2 separate regions of the Mus musculus genome follow, and region 1 is linked to region 2. A link is a loop called in an ENCODE intact Hi-C map of the cell type or tissue named here. Cell type or tissue: left cerebral cortex. All regions are shown on one strand. Links, peaks and the distances in the headings refer to the core of each region. The heading gives the core; the rest is flanking DNA.

Region 1 (9,517 bases), core at 678-8,677, 350 kb after region 2:
TCAGGCGAAATGGGCTCAGCTAACATTAGTCTGAGGCAATATATGGTGGCACTGCCCATAACCCTGGCACTTTGCAAAGGGACTGAGATCTGAAGTCCTCAGACTTGAGGCTATCCTGGGTTAGGTACTATATTGCAGGCAGCCTTATATATCTAAAAAACAAAATAAAAAAAAAAAAAACTACCCAAAGAAGAAAGAAGGACCATAATCAGCATCCAAACGCTGACACCATTGCATACACTAGCAAGATTTTATTGAAAGGACCCAGATATAGCTGTCTCTTGTGAGACTATGCCGGGGCCTAGCAAACACAGAAGTGGATGCTCACAGTCAGCTAATGGATGGATCACAGGGCTCCCAATGGAGGAGCTAGAGAAAGTAGCCAAGGAGCTAAAGGGATCTGCAACCCTATAGGTGGAACAACATTATGAACTAACCAGTACCCCGGAGCTCTTGACTCTAGCTGCATATGTATCAAAAGATGGCCTAGTCGGCCATCACTGGAAAGAGAGGCCCATTGGACTTGCAAACTTTATATGCCCCAGTACAGGGGAACACCAGGGCCAAAAAGGGGGAGTGGGTGGGCAGGGGAGTGGGGGTGGGTGGATATGGGGGACTTTTGGTATAGCATTGGAAATGTAAATGAGTTAAATACCTAATAAAAAATGGAAAAAAAAAAGAAGAAGAAAGAAGGAAAACTATGCACCTCCACGAAAACCCTCGTGTCACTGGGATTCCCACTTTTGTGAATGTTGCTCGTTTTATCTAATGGTTTCTGTGAGGTTTAGCCTCGGGCTCTCACTTCCATGCACACATGTGAACTGGAGAAACCTTTACTGTGGTCAACAGCTCAGAATTACTGTTCTGTAATCCAGAGTTTTCAATTGTGAGGTGCTGGGTTCAGTAAGAAGTGACAGACAGTGCCTTGCTTTGAAGAGTGAGGATTTGGTGGAACGTATGAGAAAGGTTTTGTTTGTTTGTTTGTGTTTGTGTTTGTGTTTGCGTTTGCTTCTGCGTCTGCGTCTGCGTCTGCTTCTGCTTCTGCTTCTGCTTCTGCTTCTGCTTCTGCTTCTGCTTCTGTTTCTGTTTCTGTTTCTGTTTCTGTTTCTGTTTCTGTTTCTGTTTCTGTTTCTGTTTCTGTTTCTGTTTCTGTTTCTGTTTCTGTTTCTGTTTCTGTTTTTGTTTTTGTTTTTGACAGGGTTTCTCTGTTTAGCCCTGGCTGTCCTGGAACTCACTCTGTAGACCAGGCTGGCCTCGAACTCAGAAATTTGCCTGCCTCTGCCTCCCCGATGGGCACATGTAATTGAACTTAGTCACCAGTTGGTGGTGCTACGTAGGGAGCTTATGGAACCTTTAGGAGGTGAAATCTTGCTGAAGGAATTACATCACCAAGGGCAGCTTTGTTGGTTTCTAAGTTTGGCTCAATTTTGTTCTCTATCACTTTCTGCTTCCTGTGTGGTGATAAAAAAAATGTGAACAGACAGCTTCCTGTCCTGTCGCCACGTTTTCCCTGCCTATTGTTTTGTCTCCTCTGTCAAGATGAACTATACACCTCTGGAACTTCAAGGAAAATGTACCTTTTCCTCTAAATTGCTTTTGCCAGAGTATTCTATTATAGCAACAACAACAACAACAACAACAACAACAAATAACTAATACAGGGAATATCTATCAGACTGAAAAGGTGAAGAAAAAATCTGGACCAAGAATGAGACTAAGTTCCTGTAGGGAGACAGCACACCCGTGCTTCTCTCATCATATCCATGTTGGTGCTTACCAGCCCTGTATCCTTGCAGTTGATTTCAGATATGGAAGACTCCTTTCCCTGGTTGACATGTTTTCTATAAACATGTAGGACCTATTTTTTTGTGACTAGAGCTGTTCTTCCAGGATTTCCTCATAATTCACACTATTTGTTCTCATTTATGTGTTAAAATTACCTTTGCCAGAGAAATTTGTAGTTCACTGCCATTGTGCACCACAATTCAGTGATCTTTTTTGCAAACACTGATAGTCTTCAAGCATGAAGGGCTAACAAGTCTGAATTCTGCTAAGCTGATATTTATATTTTGAAAAATGACTTTATCTTCATTTGAATGGAAAAATGAATTAACAGATTATTCTTTCTGACTACAAACCCTTCCATTTAAATCAGCTAAACATGAAAGAAATCCTCACAAATAAAAACAAAATAATTTGGATGAAAATGGGGATAATTTAAGTCCTAATTTATTGAGACCGTTCAAACCTCTTATTCAAAATTTCAGTTAATCATTGAATTTGGATAGCTAAGAGATTATCAGTATCATAACTGAGTATTCATTAAAACACCTCGAGTCTGTTTTTCTTTCATAACTTTTTTTTGAATGTGTGGGTTTGCAAAAGCTATGATAAGACAACCTACTAAGACTGCACTAATCTTGAGTGTTGCAGAAACACAAATTGGCATTTAAATAATAAAAAAGAAACCTTAATTATGTGTGTATCTTTGTGTTTACATGTGTGCCCTACCCCCTACCACTACCACCAAAGTGCATGCAGGGGCTTGTAGATGCCAGAAGACGACATCAGGGTCATTTGGACCTATGGTTACAGGCCATCCTGAACTACTGAACATGGTAGGGGAAACTCCAGCCCTCTGTAAGAGCAGTCTGTGCTCTTCGCCTCTGACCTCCCTCCTCAGTCCCTCAGACTGTCATTTTAAAGAGTGCATTTTAATGTAGGATTTGTGACACACTTCTAATCCCTTCATCTCTTGGGAGGTTGAGGCAGAAAGATTTTGAGTTTGAGGCCAGCCTTTGCTACATAATGTCGTTCCTACAAAACCAGGAACTAGGGACTTAGCTCAGGAGCAAAGCACTTCCCTAGTATATATAATACTGCATTATATCCTTATCTGAAAAAGAAAAATCTTTTATTAAAATAATGAAAAACTCATTTTAAAAAATGAAATCTTTAGTTGACTAAAAAAAGAAACAAATCTCTTGGTTTACTGTGATATTTAGGGAAAAATAAGACCATAAAGTGTGTGCCTACAGATAATTGGGCAGGCAAATTTCTAAAGACTGCAGAGGCACTGCCTGCTTCAGGAAGGGCAGCAGGAGGTGGCAGATGCTCACGCATGCCATCACTGCTTATATTCCTTAAAAGTTTAGAAGTTTATGAGAATACATTATGTAAAATTTGATATGTATGCTTGACTAATTTCAGCAACTCTTCCTGAGGGTACATTGGTACTTAATCATTAGATAAAAACTACTGATGCAATAAAGCCAGAAACATTCAAGATCATTCAAATGACTAAAATTTCATCCACTGTACTTACATTCTTTGAGGGTAGTGGCTCTCAACCTTTCTAATGCCGAGACCCATTAATACCTCAAGTTGTGCTACCTCCAAACCACAAAATTATTTTCATTGCTACTTCAAAATTGTAATTTTGCTATTGTTATGAATTGTAATATAAATATCTGATATGCAAGACATCTAATATGTGACCCCTGTGAAAAGGTCACTTGACTTCCAAGAAGGGTCATGGCCCACAGACTGAGAACCACTGTTTTAGAGGGTTTACATGCACACACGCACATGTGTGTGTGTGTTAGAAAAACTTGCACCGTGAGATTGGTAATAAAGCATCGAAACAGGATTTTATATCTATTAAAAATCAGCAACATCAACAGATAACATTTTGGAATATCATTAGACAGATGGTGGGAAGTACATAAGAGTCTGAAGTAGTAGATATCAATCAACCCAGGCAGGCCAGTCTGAGCTACAGATCAAGACTTTGTCTCAGACACAAGGCAAACAAAAGCAGATCAAAACTAACAACAAATGAACAAAAAATAGAAATGCTGGTATAGACTACTTGCTTAATAAACTGTATGACTTGGTTTTGATGCCCAGTATAGAAAGAAAAGTTGGATATAATTGTGAGTATGAATTTTATTTTGATACTCAGAACCAAGTTTTATTAGAACTTAAACACATTTCCTACTTAATATTTAAGGAAGTGTCTTTTTCATGGTAAAGTCATTATATAAGTAATCAGAAGTATAATAAAAATGTGCATGTGAGTGAAAGAGCTTGTGATATAACCAACATGGCTCTGTAGTTAAAAGTAGCCAAACCTAACACTCTGAGTTTAATCCCTGGTACCCACCTGGTGGGAGGAGAGCAATATCTCCCAAAAGGTTTCCTCTGAATTGCCTAAACATGCTTGGCACACGTGTAAACCCCCTCCCCAAATAAATAAATAAATAAATAAATAAATAAATGTAATAATACATTTGTAAAAGAGTATGTGCTCTATTATAAAAATGGTTTCATGTACTCCACAGTGATTATGTGTTCTCTAATCATAAGGAACCAACAGGAGGAGACCAGATATATAGACATATTTCCCTGGCACAAACAGGATATAAACAGGATATCAGGAAATGGGTCAAACATCCCAGATAGTAACAGAATGAAGGACATGGGACAAAAACCGTGTAGTCATCTGTTCAGATCCAAGTGGCAAGGGATATGCTCATGTAGGAGGAATGCACAGCAGGAGTGACACACAGGACATGCAGACATCAGATGACAGAAGAGACAAAGCTGCAGATGGGTCAGAGCTCTGGAATTTGGCTGAGGCCTGAGGGCATGGTTGTTTAATTTCCGAGTGTGCCAAATTCTTCACCATTTCTGCTCTTCCACTTTTATGTATTTGAAAATCAGGGCTTTCAGAACCATGTTTTAGTATTGCTTGGAAAGAGGAAGAGAAGGAGGAGGAGGAGGGGGAGGAAGAAGAAGAGGAGGAGGAGGAAGATGAGGAGACGATATTATAATAATCATTATTATTGTTTTAATAGATGATGCCTCAGAAACATCTGACAGACACACTCAAAATATAATTCTTAGCTCATGCTAAAGTGGGGTAGATCATGTTCAGCTTTCAACCAATAAGCTTGAGTCTAGAATCTTCTCTTTCCCCCAACTATGACTCCTGACAAAAGTATATTTGATTTGAGAAAATAATTCACTACACTCCGTTTCCAGGGCGAGTATGGTGGGTGGTGTCTATTCAGGGAAGTTCTAGATGCTTATCTCTCTGCCTGGCTGCCTCAGAGATGTGATCAGTACACTGGTTTTAATGATTCTAGTAAATGAAATATTGATGTTTTTAGAACAGGAGCCTGTGACACTAAGCAAATGTGCCTCTCTAAAGAAACTGTCTAGATATGCTTAAGTCATTTTGAATTAACTAAGTCACTAGCCCTTTTCCAATTAGCAGTAGCTATTTTCCCGTACAGATAAAAACTAAATATTTTATTGGTCGTTACAAAAAAAAAATCCCATGTTTTAAGTAGGAAACAGATTTGTGTTTCTTTCTCCACAAATGTGATATCCATCAGATACTGGGTCGTGAGGATAAATTAGACCATCACTTGGCAGGGGAAGCACACATTACAGCTAATGGGCTGCAGATAAGCCCTCTCCAAGTCCCAGGAAAAACTGCGTCAAAGTCTGTTGTGGAACTGGAGGCAGTTCTGTGAGATTCAGCGTCTCAGTAGTAGACTGAGACTGACTTTACAGAAAAGCATTTAAGCTCTTCAGGACGTTAGCCTCTCATAGTGTAAGGTGCCAAGATAACTTCAGACCATTCTAAGACCAAGGGGCTTTGCTTGCTAGCTCATAGTTTGTCCCGTTTTTATTTTACTTTATTATTTTTTCAAGTTTTTATTTTCTTTATTAATTTCATGGTCTGGTGAGATACTCAGCTAAGAAAGTCTACGATTGATGTCTGCCATTTAACTGAGCAACAAAACCGCAGAGCTGGCAGCCAATAAGTGGGTTAGTGAAACGGACAGACAGCTCTCAAAAGAAGAAACACAAATAGCCAAGAAATGCTTTTTAATATGTCCAACAATCTTAGCTATCATTGATGCTCTGAGAAAGGAAACTTGTCCACTACTGGGGGAGTAGACGGCACTGAAAAGCTTTAAAGCTATACACACCTACATTTCACAGTGAAGTTAAATCAGAAATTAGTAATTAAAAGGTATCTATACTTGAGTAATTAAAGGCTAAACTACTTATGTTTAGTAAACAAGGAAGAAAAGACAAAAGTAGAACTAGAAAATATTTACAAATATTTGAAAATGTTTGAACATAAGGAAAACGCCATAATCCTGGGTCATAAAGCCATAAAGCTGGCCACCAGTTAAAGGCCTGCTTGAGCTACATAGTGAGTTCCAGGCAAGCCGGGACTACAAAGTTAGACGGGGTCTCAAAAACATAATAATCACGGAAATTTAAAAATAAAGAAAACTTAGCATAGAACAGTGGATGGACTCACACCCAGGAGCATATGGGTAGCACAAATTGATGCTGATGGGCTTTTAAATATGGAGGGAAGGGAGGATGGAGAGAAAGAGACAGAGAGACAGAGACAGGCAGAGACAGAGAGCAGTTGAGTGGTCGAGGAGCTGAGAATAGATCTGGGAAAAGTCTGGGATACTGCTCTAAGAACTATTGCTTGGAGTGTGAATATGATCTAAATACACTGTATAAAATTCTCATAATTAATAAAAATCGATAATAAAAAAGAAAATATAAATAAAAAACATTTTAAATTATGTTAAAATTTCCTTAAGAATACCACCAAATGATACGAGACATCAGAAAATTACACATTTAAAAAAAAAAAAACCTAAACTAAACAATTACACTCAGAACTACCAACAATTGTTTAGAGAAATGAAAGAGCTGATTAAATAATTGAAGAAGTCTGAATGAGATACTCCAATGCTTTAAAATACAAGTGTCTTCTGGTTGTATTTCAATGCAATGCAAATAAAACACAATAAAACTTCTTGGTCATGTTTCCTAAATGGTTCTGAGCTGTGAACTGCATATATACCCAAGCTCTAGGTAAGTAAGGGAGGGAGGACTGCTGTGTGGTGAAGGCTAGGAGAGGGCTTCTGTTGCTGTGAGATTTCAACAGATATTTTAATGCATGAGCAGTCAGTAGAATGTAGTTCTGGTGTATGGCTAGCCTATAGATCAATGGAGCACCAAACATAGAAGTGTATATATACATCTCATCAATTGATTAGAATTTGAAGTTACTTTAATGGGGAAAGCAGTGTCTTTTTAATAAATGGAGCAGTGACAGTAAGCAATCATATAGGTAAACAGGAGTCTCCATCCTTTCTTCACACCACATAGAAAAATCATCTTAAAATGAGCCACAGACTTAAGTGTTAAGGCTTCCTGGGCCTCACAGTTAAAAACAAAACTCTAACGTTCTGGAACACAAGGAAAACAAATCCCTTGGGCTGGGCAGAGATCCATTAGAACACAAAGTACACTGACTGTGATAGCAAAAGAATAATACATTTGAGTTCTCCAAATGAAAACTTTCATCTTCTAAAGAGACTGTTTAGAAACTAAAAATGTAAATTGTTGACAGACTATCTTTGGCAAAATACAACCTGAGAAAAGAAGGTCCTATGTCTGCAGAATGTTTAAAGGACACATGACTCAGAATAAAGAGATGGACACCTCAATGAGAGATCAGAGATGGTTGAATGAGAAAATGAAAAATTTGACAGCGTTTCTCTGTGTAGCCCTGGCTGTCCTGGAACTCACTCTGTAGATCAGTCTGGCTTCGAACTCAGAAATCCTCCTGCCTCTGCCTCCCAAGTGCTGGGATTAAAGGCCTGCGCCACCATGCCCGGCCAGGCTGGACATTTCTAATCTCAGTGTTAACTAAACTCCACTTGGGGCTAAGCTTGGTGGTGATGGTGGTGGTGGTGGCGGCACCTGGGATCTCAGGGGGTTATCTTGAATTTGAGGCCAACTCAGGTCACATAGAGACTGTGTCTCAAGAAATTCAATAAAATCACTTCCAATGGTCTTTTTAATCTGGGGCATACTAAAAAGCAAAGAGGAGTAGATGGACTCCTCGATTTTAAGTATGTCTTACTGGTCTGAAGCAGGCTGTTTGTTGTACATAAAGGTTTATTTAAAAGAACTGGCTCTCATAAAGATTTGAATGGATGCTGCAATGTTTCCAATAGTTGTTGCCAGGTTTACCACAGCACAGGGCATCCCTCAGTAGCTTAGGTCAAGCTCTTGGTGTCTGTGTGGATCTTCTCTATTCTCCTATGTTCTGTCCATAGCTGAAATGTCCAGTTTAGCCTTCGGCAGTTATGTGTCATTCTCTTCCTGTTTTTCAGTCTTCCTAGATGCTTCAGGGGTTTGCTGGGCCCCCATAGACTGTCTAAAAGCACAACATGTCTTGTAGACCTTGGTGACCAATGAGAATGCCTTCCTTTTAAGCCTTCACATGTATTTGTGAGGGCTTCTGTGCCCAAAGAAATGCTTCAGACTCTGAAGGTTAGGATGAATATTCCTTTCAGAGATGTTTGGACTGATTGAATGAGCACAGATGATTGAATGTAAATGTTAAAAATTATAATATTCTTAAGTATTTAAAATGTTCAGAGGTGCTATTCAGTGACCTTTGATATATTCACAAGCCAAATGACTATCACCATCCTCTAATTCCACAACATAACCATCTCTGTACAGTGACATGCGTAGGGTAAAGTGGCACAAACACATAGTCCCAGAAACTGAGAGACATAGACAGGAGGGCTACAAATTCTACGTCCTGGTCATGTCACTCTGCTGTCTCTATCGTTAGACACTTCTAATTCCATTTCTAAGGCCAGTGTGGGCTATGTTGGCTTAGAGCCGATTGCACCAGGCTCCTCCCAGGGACCTATCAATGGCTTAGGTCATCACCTGCTGCCGTTACCTGCCACTGTCAGATGTGGGTGGGGTAAAAGGACTGCTTGCCACTCCAGTTCTCTCTCTTTTCTTTTCTCTCTTGTTTCTCACATGCTTCCGTCTGCTCTCTTTCTCCCCATTTCTGCTCTTCTTTCTGTCCTTCTCTGCCCTCATGGCTCTGCTTCCATCTGTCTGACTCTACCCCTTATCCAAGCCCTCTCTCCCTTTCTTTCCCCCAAATAAGCCTTCTTTATGCCAGGTCTGTTGTGTGACATGGCATGGTGTGATCTCTGGAGGACAGCTTGGCATGGGCCTGCCAGGTACCCCACTGTATTATATTTCATAACAGGAGCCATGGTGACATTCTCTATCAAGAAAATTAAAAAAGAGGAAAGAAGAAAAAAATGTGTGTGGCTGTTGACACTTGGGTTTCAATTTAATTCCTTCTGTGGAAACTGCAAGTGAGGTTTCTGCTCCCATAAACTTGCCTATTCTATACATTTCACAACAGTGCAATATGTAGTCTTTTGGGTCTGGTTTCTTTCACTTAATGTAAAGTTTTAATGAATTGTAGCAATGCGAGCAATGATTCCTTTTTATGGTTGAAAAGTACTCCAGGGCCCAGGGAAATGTGTTTATTTTCTAAATGTTGTTACTGGACTCTTGGGGTCTCTCTGTAGTCATCAGATGATGCAAGGGAAATTGGGGTCACCTCTTGGGGTTCCTAGTG
Region 2 (9,517 bases), core at 956-8,955:
AGGGGTGAGGAAGGTATGGTGGGAGGCTTGGTTTTCCTACAGGAAAAAAAAAGCCACTGCTTTTCAGTGTGTTGGGTCTCAGTGGACCCCTGCAAAGGTGTTTCAGTTGTTGGGTCTCAGCAGACCCCTGCAAAGGGGAACAGCTGCTTCAGAATCAAAAGTCTACTTCTCATTTTTATCTGTCTTCTTGAGTAGAATCTAATCTGAATGTCTTTGGGGAGACCTGAGGAGATGGAAGAACCAAAGCTCACATAGTCAGGGCTTTTCCTAGGTGGTTTGTAACGTACAGAGACAGAGTCATTTTCATTTTAATCAGAAGACAGAAGACATGTGTATTTGGTGCCAAACTGTTCTACACATGCCTGGCTTCTGTATAACATTTAATTGTCAGGCTCTTTAGACACCACTACCTTCCTGACTCCAGAGTGGCAGCTGTGTTTCCTGTAGCTGAGGGCTGGGAGATCAGCAGTTTGTGCGGTTGCTGGCAGCACCCTGCCCCAGTCATCCTGCAGGCTCTGTGCTCCGCTGCTCACTCCCAAAAGTGGGACAGGTCAGAAGCGCTGCGAGAGGGTGAAGGGCTTTGGAGCAGCCAATGCTGGAGATGAGGCGTGGGGTTGTGAGGATGAGCAGCCCAGCTACCTCGCCCTAGGAAGGTAGTGAGAACTCCAAGCGTGCTCCATAGTGGCCCCTGTGTGTTGGTCTGCTCTTTTGATGAACGCTCTCCTCTATGTCCTGTCCAGAGTCCCCACTAATAGTGATGGGCTCACCTTCTAGGTAATTTTCACTGTCAGTTTGGGGATAAGAGTCCCAAAAGACTCTTGTGTCTTTTGGAAGCCCAGTCTACCAGGGATGGTAGCTTAAGGGGACATGAAGTTGGATAATGGTGATGGTGATGATAATAAGCTGTTTCATTGTGAGTTCTAAGACTGTTCTCTTGATGTGCATCTGATGGGCTTGTTTTATTTCCCAGGGTCAGAGGATGGAGCTTCTGTCCCAGAAAAATGAAGTCACTGAGCACCCAAGAAGTGTCTGTAGAAATAAGTGTCATGCTACAGAGCAGCACAAGATTTTAATAAGCTTGCTTCCGACACTCTCATTTGTCTTCTCAATTTTCTTGAGTGAAAAAGGCCAAAAGCCTTATGCAAATGAACTTCAAGGGTGACTCCAGACAGCAGAAGCTGTAACTGAAATCTGCGAAACTTGGGAGAAAGTTCTGATGAGGACCTGGCAGTTTCCAGAGTTGAGCTTCTGTTACATCATTTTGCAGTCTCTACCCAGGCCAGGATCAGGCACACACAGGTTTTTCCTGATGTGTGTGGGGTGGGAGGAAGAGGGAGAGGGGGAGGGAGAGGGGGAGGTAGAGGGAGAGGGGGAGGGGGAGGGGGAGGGGGAGGGGGAGGGGGAGGGAGAGGGAGAGGGAGAGGGAGAGGGAGAGGGAGAGGGAGAGGGAGAGGGAGAGGGAGAGGGAGAGGTTTTGGGGTTCAGGTCATTTCTCTTTAAGACTTAGGGGGTTCAGGTCTTGTTGCTATTCCCAAATGAAAGGATATACTGCTTCCTCCATCAAAATAAAATGCACTTTAAAGGTTATTAAAGTTTAGTGTTGTTTAATATTATGCTTTTTAATGATTATTTTTATCCTATATGTATGCGTGTTTGCCTGCATGTGTGTATGTTGCACTGTGTATGTACAGTGCCAGTGGAAGCCAGTAGGGGCTGTCAGATCCCTTGGAACTGTTGTTACAGATGTTTGTGAGCCACCACATGAGTGCTGGGAATCGAACCTGGGTCCTCTGTAAGACCTGTCGATGCTCTTAATCTCTGAGCCATCTCTCAGGTGCAATACCAGGGTTTTTAAAAGAGGGGTTGGACGGGTTTTACTTGATGCCTCTCCATTGGTGGTTCCCACCCTGCTCTCTCCTTTCCTTTCTTCTTTCTTTCCTTGCCCTCTTTACTCCTCTCTCTCCTGATCACCTTCATTCCTTCCCACATTGTCCAGGCCAAAAAAATTTTCTTTTGTTTTGCTTGAGAAAATGTTGCAGGTAGGCTGATTCACCACTTGAGTAACCACTACCTTGTGACTTCTTACTATTTTGTAATCCTGGGAGAAGAAAAAAAAAAGCAAAACTAGACTTTTGGGTGTGAACAAGCAAAGTCCATTTGTTTACACTGTCTCTCGGCCATCTCTCCATCACTAGCTCAGGCTATGGGAGTGACAAATTATCCCCACTGCCACTTGGAGGAAGCTATGGCCTACTCAGTCTGTGTTCAGTCTAAGCCGTGTCAGGAAGGGGAATTTAGCTGAAAGCACAGGTATATCTGTGGAATATATGAGTGGAGTCCTTGTTCAAGTTCTCAGGAGAACAATGGCTTAGTGCCAGCCTCTGTTTCTGTGATTTGAATTTGAATCTCTGCCCTCTCATATATTGAGTGCTTGGCCTCTGGCTGGCTGTGCTATCTTAGTAGGTTCTAGGCAACTTAGGGAATAGGGTCAAGCTAGAGGAAGTAAGATTCTGAGGGTGAATCCTTGGGAATATATACCTGGACTGTTCCCATATCTTTGAAGCATTCTTATTTCCCTGTCAGACTCCTGGCTAGCCACTTAGTGAATGGCACTCCTTTGCTATATATTCCTACTATTTGTCACAAACTTCTTTCTAATGCATGGCACCAACTAGCCACCACCCCCTTGGCCCAAATGAATCTTTCCTTTATGTAATTTCTCTCAGATATTTAATGTTAGTGTGACAAAGTGACACTAATATAAATGCTGGAGGTTGGGTAGTGGTAAGACACACTATTTATAGTTTCTAGGGACCCATTTATGGTGAATGATTGGGCATAAGTTTTCATAGCAAATGTAGTCTGTGACTTAAAATCAGAGAGGCATCTCACTCATTTGGCAAAGCCAAATGTTAGGCAGCTGGCATAGCACTGGTCTGCCCTGTGTTAGGAACAGTGACCAAGATGCACAGGTCCTTATGCACCTCTGAGAGGGACACAAATAAACGACTAGAGCAATCGGATGTGACAGTAGGTGTGGAGAAGGAAATGACAACCTGGGACTAAGCAGATGATCACCGCTCTTGCAGGGAACACAGGTTCAGTTCCACACACTCACAAGCTGTCTCTCAACCACCTGCAACTCCAGTTCTAAGGTGCCTGAGAAACTCTTCCAGCCTCCACAGCTTCCCTCAGGCACAGGACACACATAAACTCTTGCAGGCATACACAAGTGCACACAAAAGTAATAACTCAGTCCAGAGAAAATACTTTAGAGTGGATGGATTTGCTTTGGTTCACTGTTTCAGAGGGTTCAGGACTTAGGTGGTTGGGCAAAACCTCATGGAAGTAGGAGTTTATGGCAAAGGAACTCTTTGCGGCAGAGAGAAAGCAGGGAGGGGGGCTACCACAAGAGTCCACAGAGACATATAGCTGATAGAAGTAAGTCCAGGGTCTTAATAAAAGAGACCACCACTCCAAATGAAGTGTCTGGAAAAGGCAAACTTCACTCTAGCACAAGAGGGAACTCCCCAAGACCGGAACTTGGGTTTTATTCTAAGGAAGGTGGTGACTGTCTTTTGATTTGAATTAAGTTTTTCCTTCATCGGCTAGGGTCCAGCCTCACAATCTTATTCATTCGGCTACGTTGGAAAGAATTGTTGCATAGGAAATGAAGAGGAAGGGAAAAGGAAGCAACGCAGTCCTAGAATACGGAAGTGGGGCTTTGAGTAAATGAAAGGTTTTACTGGATAAACAGATAAGACTATTAGAACTACTTGTCCTAAACGTATTGTTATGGTAAGACTCATTCTTGATATTTGTTACATAGCCCAAAGAACCCAACCTGGGTGAACTGCCTCCTCCAATTAGGTCTCACCTCTAACTGCCATTCAACAAACTAACAAACAAATCATTAAGTTGTGAATATACCAAAGTCCTGATCATCTAATGGGCTCTTGAAATGTCCTCTCAGTCACACCTAAAGGCATGCTCACTACCATCCTCCCCACCCACCACCCACCCCACCCCCGCTGCCCCGCCCACATTTCTTAACCCTATCAAGTCCACAAGGAGCCCTGGGAACCCACAGAAGCTCTGTCTGCATAGCAGTGTGGTACCATTCAAAAGCATTCCAGTAGATGGCAATAAAGTTCCATGTAACTTCGTGGAATCCTTTGTCCCAGTAAAGTCTGCATTAGATTTTTTTTTTTTTTCTTTTCAACAGTTGGAGTGAAAATGTGTCGCTGGGGAAGGGATGTGTTTCTCCCCTCTTATTTACACTAAGCTGGCTTACCAGTTAGTGGTGCCACAAGCTTTTGTCTTAGCACAAGGTATTGTAGAAGAAGCGTGCTGACATTTCCAAGAATATTTTGAAGGATGCAAAATCCACTCGATATGAATAGGTATCTGAACAGAGGGTACACAGTTCAACATATAAAATAGGAAAAGAATTGCCGCAGAGAAGCCTATCAAGTCTGCTGAGCCTGACCTTGCCTGCCCTATGGCATCTTCTGAGTGACTGGGCTGCCCAGAAGCACCTTGGAGTAGAGCTCTGATGAGCTTCAGTGAGGCGTCGACTGTGGAACTGTGGAACTGTGTCAGTGGGCACTCTGGCTGCCACAGAGCTAGTGCAAGGCATAGTGTCACTTGCCATCAAAATCTTCTCGGTTTCTGAGTGCAGAATGAGGATATGAGTTGTGAGTTCAGACAGCAGTCGACAGCCAGCATCTTATCTGAATTTGCCCTGGTTTCCACGTTTTCAGAGTGAGAGGTAAGAATTTACTTCAGGAGAGCTTTACCTCGAACATGAGACTCTAGACTAAGAAGAACTCTGTTCACAGGAAAGGGGACTTTATGGGCTTTGCAGAGTCTGGGAGAGGGGGTATCATCTCCCACTTGCTTCCTCCTAGGAAATGGGTTTGATAAATACTTGGGAGTGAACAGGCAGAGGAGAGGATCTTCCAGACTTTTACTTTCAGTGTTTCGAAGCAGTAAGCTACAACCAAGGGGTATTTGGGCGCCCAGCAGGCAGCAGGAAGCCCCAGCAGGATAGGTAATTAGACCTCACAGCCAGAGGCCCAGCTCTTCTCACCCTGAAATAGAAGACAGAGAGGTTGGGGGTGGATTTCTTGGGTCTGGCTGAAAAGTCAGACCCAAGGAGAGTCTTCATAGAGTCAGCCCATCTCACCATTTAAATTCCATGCTCTCTTTAATCAGAACGTTCTTTAATGGGTTGTCTGGGAGCACATTTGAACCTCGTTGAAGCCCACTGTCTGCAAATCCAACTGGGTAGGAGGCTTAATCCGTTTTTGTTTTTTGTTTTTTATTTATTTTTTATTTTTTGATACTCACAGGTCCCTCAGCCTTGCTGAACAAGGGACAAAATGAGAATTCTTAGAGTTAAATATTACATCCAACCTTAAAACTGCCTTGTGTAGCAATGTCTTTAAATCCTAGCGTACATTTTCCTTTCCCAAGGAGCAACATAGCCTAGTATCTTTCACCTGTGTCTTGGCTTTTAGGTTCAGGTTCTGGGCCTCAAGTTGTCTTTATCTTGTGTACTTTTAATTTTTGAATGTGCCTCGGTATGTTACCGCTCATCTTTCTGTCAGTCTTTTTAAATGTTCATGCTAAGTTACAAGGAAAGAGAATTCCCAAATTTCAGAACATCAAAATCTGCACCTGAGGTTGCCCTGGGGTAGCGTTCCTTACCCTTCTATCCACTTCAGAATCTCTGGGGTGGGTGGAGGCTTTAAGAGTCCAAGACCTTGAGCCTTATCCCAATAGGTGTGGTATGGACTCCTGGGGCCTCAACATCTTCCCAGCTGAGTCCAGTGTGTGACAGTCCTGTGCTGAGTTCACAGTGAGCACAGGTCTCCACCAGCCCCCTGTCCAGAGAGCTCTGGTTCCCTTCCCCATGGGGTCACAGTTGAAAGCCTTGAGGCTTCCTGGTTATGTACTGTGCTGGCAGAGCCAAGCTATGCAGTAAGGACTTAGCTGCTCTGTGCTCTGTGACCAGATACTGTAGTCCTTAAGTGTGTCTTGGTATGGATTTTTGTGACTGTAATGATAAGCAAAGCCTTTGCTCTATCCTTTTAGGTTTAGGCTAAGTGGGGTAGACATAAAGGCACCAGAACCAGGGGAGTCTTGGTTGTGCCACGTCTTATGATGGTCGTATGACTGGGAAACCAGGATGTGGTGGGGAGCTGTATTCAAGGTAACATGTCTAGGACCAGTCCCCAACTTCTGTTTTTGTTTTTGTTTTTTCTGGCACTCTACTCTCTCACGCATGGGTGGAGAGTGTTCCTGGAGAGGCCATGACCATGTGCTGGTGCTGGGAGGAACCTTAAAAGGTTAGATGGCATCTGTCCTGTTCAGCAAGGACTCCATCCACTTAACCATGAGCACTCATTTTCTTAAACTTCTCGGGGGGGTGGGTGGAGAGAGAGAGAGAGAGAGAGAGAGAGAGAGAGAGAGAGAGAGAGAGAGAGAGAGAGAGAGAGAGAGTCATTCTATAGCTCTACCTGTCCTGGAACCTACGATATAGTCCAAGCTGGCCTCAAACTCACCAAGATCTGCCTGCCTCTGCCTCCTATGTACTGCCACTAAAGACTGGCACTGTCATACCTGGCTGATATACTTTTGACACAATGTAGAAATAGAGAAGAGGAGCGTCCATTGAGAAAATGGCTCCATTGGATTGATTGTAGTCAAGTCTGTAGGGCATTTTCTTGATAAATGATTGGTGTGAAAAGGTTCAGGCCATTGTAGGTTGTGCTACCTTGGGTAGATGACCCTGGGTAGTAAAGAAAGAATAGTCTGAAATCTAAGTGGATCAAGGAACTCCACATAAAACCAGAGACACTGAAACTTATAGAGGAGAAAGTGGGGAAAAGCCTCGAAGATAAAAATTCCTGAATAGAACAGCAATGGCTTGTGCTGTAAGATTGAGAATCGACAAATGGGACCTCATAAAATTGCAAAGCTTCTGTAAGGCAAAAGACACTGTCAATAAGACAAAAAGGCCACCAACAGATTGGGAAAGGATCTTTACCAATCCTAAATCAGATAGGGGACTAATATCCAATATATATAAAGAACTCAAGAAGGTGGTCTCTAGAAAATCAAATAACCCCATTAACAATGGGGCTCAGAGCTGAACAAAGAATTCTCACCTGAGGAATACCAAATGGCTGAGAAGCACCTGAAAAAATGTTCAGCATCCTTAATCATCAGGGAAATTGTCGCGTCCGCTCTCGACCAGCAAGAACGACACGACCACCAGTCCTTCTAACAGCAGTTTATTCAGTCCTGATTCTTCTTGTTTATATCTGCCCCGAACCCTGGGCCTCTCACTCCTTTTATACTCTCATCCATGCACAGCAGGCCATGCCGCCTCACCAGGCACGCAGCTTCAGCTAATCAGGGCAGCAGGGGCATATCTCCATCAAACTGGATTCTCCGGTATCCTGGTGCACCTGCACAGCTCTCAAGATGTTTGCGGCTTATATGAGGAAGTCAGGTGCAAGTCATACGACTTAGCTACAGTCCCTGGCGCCTTTGGGACTGCCGCCACACCCGCTCCTAACAGGAAATGCAAATCAAAACAACCCTGAGATTCCACCTCACACCAGTCAGAATGGCTAAGATCAAAAATTCAGATAACAGCAGATGCTGGCAAGGATGTGGAGAAAGAGGAACACTCCTCCATTGTTGGTGGGATTGCAAGCTTGTACAACCACTCTGGAAATCAGTCTGGCGGTTCCTCAGAAAATTGTACATAGTACTACCAGAGGATCCCGCAATACCTCTCCTGGGCATATATCCAGAAGATGTCCCACTATGTTCATAGCAGCCTTATTTATAATAGCCAGAAGCTGGGAAGAACCCAGATGTCCCTCAACAGAGGAATGGATACAGAAAATGTGGTACATTTACACAATGGAGTACTACTCATCTATTAAAAAGAATGAATTTATGAAATTCCTAGGCAAATGGATGGACCTGGAGGGCATCATCCTGAGTGAGGTAACCCAATCACAAAAGAACTCAAATGATATGTATTCACTGATAAGTGGATATTAGCCCAGATACCCAAGAATACAAGATACAACTTGCAAAACACATGAAACTCAAGAAGAACGAAGACCAAAGTGTGGGCACTTTGCCCCTTCTTAGAATTGGGAACAAAACACCCATGGAAAGAGTTACAGAGACAAAGTTTGGAGATGAGATGAAAGGATGGACCATCTAGAGCCTGCCACACCCGGGGATACATCCCATAATCAGCCTCCAAACGCTGACACCGTTGCATATGCCAGCAAGATTTTGCTGAAAGGACCCTGATATAGTTGTCTCTTGTGAGGCTATGCCGGTGCCTGGCAAACACAGAAGTGGATGCTCACAGTCATCTATTGGATGGAACACAGGGCCCCCAATGGAGGAGCTAGAGAAAGTACCCAAGGAGCTAAAGGGGTCTGTAACCCTATAGGTGGAACAACAGTATGAACTAACCAGTACCCCTGGAGGTCGTGTCTCTAGCTGCATATGTAGCAGAAGATGGCCTAGTTGGCCATCATTGGGAAGAGAGCCCCCTTGGTCTTGCAAACTTTATATGCCCCAGTACAGGGGAATGCCAGGGCCAAGAAGTGGGAATGGGTGGTAGGGGAGTGGGGGGGGTATGGGGGACTTTTGGGATAGCATTTGAAATGTAGATGAAGAAATACCTAATTTAAAAAAATGGAAGAAAGTAAAATGAAAAAAAAAAAGTGGGAGAAAGCCACGAGGAGCAAGCCAGTGAGCAGCATTCCTCCATAGTCTCTGCTTCAGCCCTGGCTTCCCTTGATGTTGGACTATAACCTGTAAGGCAAATAAACCCTTTCCTCATGGCCGGTCTTCTATCACAGCGTTGGTGACCTTAGCTAAGATGACCATAATCTGCCTGGTGGGAGTTAGAGGAACATTTTTAAATAAGTTTGGAAGAAAGATATGACCCTGCAAACATCCACAGGAGACCATGCATGCTTATATTGTGCTGTCAGAGGACAAATCTAGGCAGGGTGATAATCTCTGTGACCAAATACCTGAGAGAACAGTGTGGGGAGGAAAATTCTATCCTGACTCACAGTTCCAGGGGGTTCAGACCATAGCTGCTAGGTGTTGTGTCTTTGGAAGGAGCAACTCACTTGGCTGTGGAAGCACACAGCTGGGAGGCACACAGCTGGGAGGCTTATTCCTCTCCTGGTTGAGGTGGGGCAGAAAGGGGTAGGGACTAGAAAACAACTGTAACTTTTTGTAACCTTTAAAGACATGCCTCCAGTGATTGATCCCATGAGTCACCGGGCTAGGGCTTACTTTCTAAGGTTTTCATTTACATTTGCAGATAATTCTTCCTGTTGGTACCAAGCTGTAAACACATGAACTTGTGGGAACATTCAATATTCAAACCATAAAGTACATTAAGATTAATGTCTGATCCCCATGATCCAACCATTTCGCCTGTCCATATCTAGTCTAG

The links. A loop is a pair of places that touch in the nucleus more often than their neighbours do. Peaks named below come from ENCODE experiments on the same cell type or tissue, not always from the same donor. Only the 100,000 strongest peaks of a DNase experiment are listed, where the experiment ranks them.
Region 1: a loop joins it to region 2, with 2.7 times the contacts of the local background. A loop is called at or near these places in 3 of 42 quality-filtered maps.

What each region holds. Positions count from the first base shown.
Region 1 is chr7:40,060,254-40,069,770 of GRCm38, forward strand. No RefSeq gene overlaps it. Among named protein-coding and RNA genes, the nearest start is that of Gm34052, 200 kb to the left of the region's middle. In left cerebral cortex, for the core only: no CTCF peak of the experiment used is centred there; a DNase peak (open chromatin) is centred at 5,018.
Region 2 is chr7:39,712,418-39,721,934 of GRCm38, forward strand. No RefSeq gene overlaps it. Among named protein-coding and RNA genes, the nearest start is that of Gm26327, 87 kb to the left of the region's middle. In left cerebral cortex, for the core only: a CTCF peak has its summit at 4,140 (motif pointing right); DNase peaks (open chromatin) are centred at 4,157 and 4,502.